Linked DNA regions of Homo sapiens: region 2 is linked to region 1. Evidence: read pairs that join two places in POLR2A ChIA-PET (ENCODE). Cell type or tissue: CD4-positive, alpha-beta T cell. All regions are shown on one strand. Links, peaks and the distances in the headings refer to the core of each region. The heading gives the core; the rest is flanking DNA.

Region 1 (2,921 bases), core at 123-2,622:
ACATATTATTTTAATTTTCTAAGCACATTTCCCCCTTTAGGACTGGGAGTAAACTAGGTATTTCTCCCCTGATGTTGGCTGCAATGAATGGACATGTTCCTGCAGTAAAATTGCTGCTCGATATGGGTTCAGACATTAATGCCCAAATAGAGACCAATCGGAACACGGCTCTCACCCTGGCCTGTTTCCAGGGCCGAGCAGAAGTAGTGAGTTTGCTTCTGGACCGAAAAGCCAATGTTGAACATAGGGCAAAGGTAAGCATTTTTTACTTGTCAACTATTTCAGATACATTTCTGTAGAAAGAACATGGCATTTTAACGCAAATTGAATATAATATTTTAAATTATCATAAATTAAAACTGATACCAATGCAGAGTTGAGGGATTATGCTGTATAATAGTGAGTGACATACTGTCACCATCATGACTTTTATTAAGGACAATGAAGAAAACAGAATTAGTACTTTTCCCAACCTCAGCCTTGAGTAGCTTTCTATTAATACTGCAGCTTACAACTTTTGAATGTAGTAAGATTATTTTGTATTAACTCTTACACTGTAGACTTTTAAAGAACACCTTTAATGAGGTATGTGCTTATCATTGTAAAAATCCCAAGCAAAAATTTAATTCACAAGTTATAAAATTAGGGCAGCTAACATCTAATTTGACCATGGCAGATTTTGACAGTTTCATGACTATTTGGTATTAAGAAAATAGGAGTTAGTGGAGGCTGGGCGCGGTGGCTCACTCCTGTAATCCCAGGACTTTGGGAAGCCTAGGCAGGTGAATCACATGAGGTCAGGAGTTTGAGACCAGCCTGACCAATATGGTGAAACCCCCGTCTCTACTAAAAGTACAAAAAATTAGCTGGACGTGGTGGCAGGCGCCTTTAATCCCAGCTACTCAGGAGGCTGAGGCAGAAGAATCACCGGAACTTGGGAGGTGGAGGTTGCACTGAGCAGAGATCACGCCATTGCACTCCAGCCCGTGCAACAAGAGAGAAACTCCATCCCACCCCCCGCCCCCACAAAAAAGAAAGAATAAAGGAGAAAAGTCATAAGATAATCTCCATAGATGCAGGAAACACACACAGAGGAAAGAAAATAGGAGTTAGTATGTCATTGGCTTGAATTTCTTTGCTTAGAACTGCAAGGTTCTTAGAACTCTGGAAAGACGTAGGTTGGGTAGAATTTTTAATAATTAGTCAACAGAGAATCTAGTGCTCATTTGAAATTGGAAAGATTTGACTGGAAATCTCGTACTTCTTCCCTGAAATTCCTTTTACTTCTTAAAGTTTAGTGCAACATTTACATTCTTTTAATCTAAGTAATGAGGAAGTGTAGTTTTTCCTTGGCTTTTTACCACACAAAGAGAAATGAGTCTTTCCTGTCATTCAATTTGTCTTTTTCTATTACAAGTATTCATTGTGTGCCACTCATCCATTAAAGGTCCTAGAGAAATCTGTGTTATTTTGGATAGTACCAGTAGGAAATGTCCTTTGAAAAAATGTTGGAGACTAACGTACCAAAGGCACATATGCAAAAAATTTATAAAGTGATTTTAATCTACTTATTTTTAATATCTCTATTCATTATGCAAAGAAATTATCTGAGTAAATTCACAAAAGTATAGAAGTTACAGAATTGTTTTTAGCATGAGATAACATGTTTTAAGTTCATTCTAGCACGTCTGAATCTAACAATTTCTACTGCTGTTTAGTAAAATTCAAGGCAAAATATTGCTTAGCTCTTTTATGAGAGCTAATCAGAACTAGAATTGTCTTAAAAGTTAATTGCCTCAGGTTTTTAAAGAAATTATGTAGCTTAGTTTTGGTCTACGGAATAGTTAAAAAAAGAAATGTAACTTAGTTGCATAATTTATTGGTTTAAACAGACGGGTCTTACCCCCTTGATGGAAGCAGCTTCTGGAGGGTATGCAGAGGTTGGAAGAGTTCTTCTTGATAAAGGAGCAGATGTTAATGCTCCCCCTGTGCCTTCCTCAAGAGATACTGCTTTAACAATAGCAGCAGACAAAGGTCACTACAAATTTTGTGAACTCCTGATTCATAGGTGAGTACTTTTCTATTATATGTAGAACTTCTCATGGTCATTTTCACTTTTCAGAGCTTTTAAAGTTAATAACATTGTTTTACTTTATTGATATTGTTAAGAAAAGATTATTTGCAAGTTATTTTGTAAAAGAAGAAGATAGAGAAAACTAGAAAAAGCCAGCCTCTTCTTACAGGAAACAAACTATTAATATGCCTTGTTTACAGGGGAGCCCACATTGATGTTCGTAACAAAAAGGGAAATACGCCACTTTGGCTGGCATCCAATGGAGGTCATTTTGATGTTGTGCAGTTGCTAGTGCAAGCAGGTGCTGATGTGGATGCAGCAGATAACCGGAAAATCACACCTCTTATGTCAGCATTTCGCAAGGTAATTTGATATGGGGGAAGAAAGGTCAATTTTAAGCCAATTCTAAGTTAAAACCATGTGAGAAAGATAAGTTTATCTTGGAGAATTGAGTATATTTCCATAGAAAAATCACTGCTATCTTTCCATTCTTTTTTTTTTTTTTTTTTTTTGAGACGGAGTCTTACTCTGTCACATAGGCTAGAATGCAGTGGCATGATCGCGGCTCACTGCAACCTCTGCCTCCCAGGTTCAAGTGATTCTCCTGCCTCAGCCTCCTGAGTAGCTGGGATTACAGGCATGCGTCACCACACCCGGCTAATTTTTGTATTTTTAGTAGAGATGGGGTGTCACCACGTTGGTCAGGCTGGTCTCAAACTCCTGACTTTGTGATCTGCCTGCCTCAGCCTCCCAAAGTGCTAGGATTACAGGCTCCCGACCTTATCTTTCCATTCTTTTGTGGCCAAATCTAAGATCTATGTGGTAGTTCACTATAAGCAACTTGGTT
Region 2 (2,921 bases), core at 294-2,793, 100 kb after region 1:
GCCTCCCAAGTAGCTGGGATTACAGGCACTCACCACCAGGCCTGGCTAATTTTTGTATTTTTGGTAAAGACAGGGTTTCTCTATGTTGGCCAGGCTGGTCTCGAAATCCTGACCTGAAATGATCTGCCCGCCTCGGCCTCTCCAAGTGCTGGGATTACATGCGTGAGCCACTGCGCCCAGCCTCTCATTGTGTTTTTGGTTTGCATTACCTTAATGGCCAATGATTTTGAGCATCTTTTCTTATGTTTGTTAGTCATTTATTATAATTTCTTTGTGGCAATGTTCAGTCAAGTTCTTTGCCCAGGTTTTAATTTGCCTGTTTGTTTTTGGTATTTTACTAATGAATAATAATGTTGAGCATCTTTTCATGGACTTTCAGGCATTTGTGTGCCTTTGGAGAAATGGCTATTCAAGCCCTTTTCCCATATTTTTACTTGATTTGTTTGCCTTTTTGTTGCCGAGTTGTAGGAATCCTATATAAACTCTGGGTAGTAAACCATTACCAGGTATATAATTTGCAACATTTTCTCCCATTTTGTAGGTTGTCTTTTCACTTTATTTGGTAATGCCTTTTGATGCACAAAAGCTTTTAATTTTGAATTCCAGTTTATTATTATTTATTTTGTTGCTCAGGCTTTTGGAGTCATATCTAATAATCCACTGCTAAATCAAAGGCCACAAAGATTAGTTTCTGTGTTTTCTTCTAAGAGCTTTATGGTTTTGGCTCTTACATTTAGGTAATCAATTAATGTGGAATTAATTTTTGTATATGATTTGAGGTAAGGGTCCAACTTCATACATCTGCATATGGATATCCAGGTGTCCCTTTGCCATTAGTTGAAACTAGTGTTTCCTTACTGGATGTTCTTGACAACCTTGTCAAAATAAGTTTCCCATAGACATGTGGGTATATTTCTGAACTCTCACTTCTATTCCATTGATCTGTCTGCTTATCCTTATGCTACTACCACACTGTCTTAGTTACTGTTGCTTTGCAATAATGTTTTGAAATCAGGAAGTGTGAGTCCTCCAACTTTGCTCTTCTTTTACAAGGTTGTTTTATCTATTCTGCACCCATTGAACTTCTATATAAACTTTACAATTAGCTTGTCAATTTCTATAAAGAAACCAGCTAGGATTCTTATAAGACTTTCATTGAGATTGAAAAGGAGTAGCCATGGCTCTGTGCCACCCCATGACTGGGGTCTCAGCAAGGGCCCAGGTAATGATGGGGTAAGGAGAAAGCCCAGGCTCAGTCGCCACCACCATGGGCACCTCACCAAGAACACTGAGTTTGTGCAGACCTGGCCTGAAAGGGGTATGGCTTTGCCCCAAACGAGCGGCATGCCATGGAGTTGCTTGAGGTTTCTAAGGACAACTGGGCCCTCAAGTTCATCAAGAAAAGGGTGGGGACACACATCTGTGCCAACAGGAAGCAGGAGGAGCTGAGCAACATCCTGGCCGCCAAGAGGAAAGCAGCTGCCCACAAGGAATGAGCCACCCTCCCCTGTGAGCATAATAAAATCTTTATTTTATTATGGAACTTGTGGTCCTCCTCAGCAGCCTCCCTGGCATTGGAAAGGAGGGGAGGTCCAGTCTGTTCATCTGTTTGGGACCCACCCCCGGGCAGGACCACACCCTGTCCTGGATCCAAGCCCCCTACCTCGGGCATGGGGCAACAGGCATAGAAGCAAGTGCTGGAAATGATTTCTAATCATAATGCAATATCTCATACACACCAAAAAAAAAAGAATTTCATTGAATCTGTAGGTGAATTAGGGGAGAATTGTCATCTTGACAATCATAAGATCTATGAGCATGGGATATTATTCCATTTACTTAGATCTTCTTTAATTCCTTTCAACAACATTTTGTAGTTTTAAGAGTGTAAGTCTGCTCTTCTCTTCTTTTGTTATATTTGTTCCTAAACATTTTATTCTTTTTGCTGCTGTTGCAAGTGGAATTTTTTTCTTTTTTCTTTTTTTGAGACAGAGTCTCACTGTCACCCAGGATGGAATGCAGTGGTACTATCATAGCTCACTGCAACCTCAAGCCCCAGGGCTCAAGTGAGCCTCCCACCTCAGCCTCCCAAGTAACTGGGACTACAGGTGCAAGCCACCATGCCTGGCTAATTTTTTTTTTAAGTTTTGGTAGGAACAGTCTGGGCACAGTGGCTCACGCCCAGAATCCTAGCACTTTGGGAGGCTGAGGTGGGCGGATTGCCTGAGCTCAGGAGTTTGAGACCAGCCTGGGCAACATGGTGAAACCCCATTTCTACTAAAAAAAAAAAAAAAAAAAAAAAAGCCAGGCGTGGCAGCATGTGCCTGTAGTCCCAGCTACTCAGGAGGCTGAGGCAGGAGAATTGCTTGAACCCAGGAGATGGAGGTTGCAGTGAGCTGAGATCATGCCACTCCACTCCAGCCTGGCGACGGCACAAGACTCTGTCTCAAACAAACAAACAGAAAGTTTTAGTAGGAACAATGGTCTCCTTGTGTTGCCTAGGCTGGTCATGAACTTCAGGGCTGAAGCACTTCTCCCGCCTCAGCCAACCAAAGTGCTGGGATTACAGGCATGAGCTACCACACCTGCTCAGAGTTGTTTACTTAATTTAATTTTCAGAATGTGCATTCTAAGTGTATTGACATACAATAGATTTTTGTATATTGATTTTGTATTTTGCAATCTTGCTGAACTTGCTGATTAGTTTTCATGTATTTTAGTGAATCACTAGGAGTTTTTAATATATGTGATTATATAATCTGTGAATTGACATCATTTTACTTCCTGCTTTTCAACCTGGATGCCATTTATTTCTTTTACTAATTTTCATGGCAAGAACCTCTAGTACAATGTTGAATAGAGGTGGTGAGAAAATACATCCTTGTTTTGTTGCTGATCTTAAGGCAAAAGCAGTCTTTTAC

What was found. ChIA-PET counts read pairs that join two places held together with the same protein. Peaks named below come from ENCODE experiments on the same cell type or tissue, not always from the same donor. Only the 100,000 strongest peaks of a DNase experiment are listed, where the experiment ranks them.
Region 2: POLR2A ChIA-PET joins it to region 1 with 5 read pairs; 2 of 35 experiments call an interaction of 5 or more read pairs at or near these places.

The regions. Positions count from the first base shown.
Region 1 is chr5:140,507,745-140,510,665 of GRCh38, forward strand. It overlaps ANKHD1-EIF4EBP3 (ANKHD1-EIF4EBP3 readthrough), which reads left to right. Exons shown (of 36, transcript NM_020690.6): 20 at 41-254; 21 at 1,893-2,068; 22 at 2,275-2,437. It overlaps ANKHD1 (ankyrin repeat and KH domain containing 1), which reads left to right. Exons shown (of 34, transcript NM_017747.3): 20 at 41-254; 21 at 1,893-2,068; 22 at 2,275-2,437. Among named protein-coding and RNA genes, the nearest start is that of EIF4EBP3, 38 kb to the right of the region's middle. In CD4-positive, alpha-beta T cell, for the core only: no CTCF peak of the experiment used is centred there; no DNase peak of the experiment used is centred there.
Region 2 is chr5:140,607,908-140,610,828 of GRCh38, forward strand. It overlaps a transcript of TMCO6 not described here and the pseudogene RPL36P11. Among named protein-coding and RNA genes, the nearest start is that of CD14, 24 kb to the right of the region's middle. In CD4-positive, alpha-beta T cell, for the core only: no CTCF peak of the experiment used is centred there; a DNase peak (open chromatin) is centred at 1,444.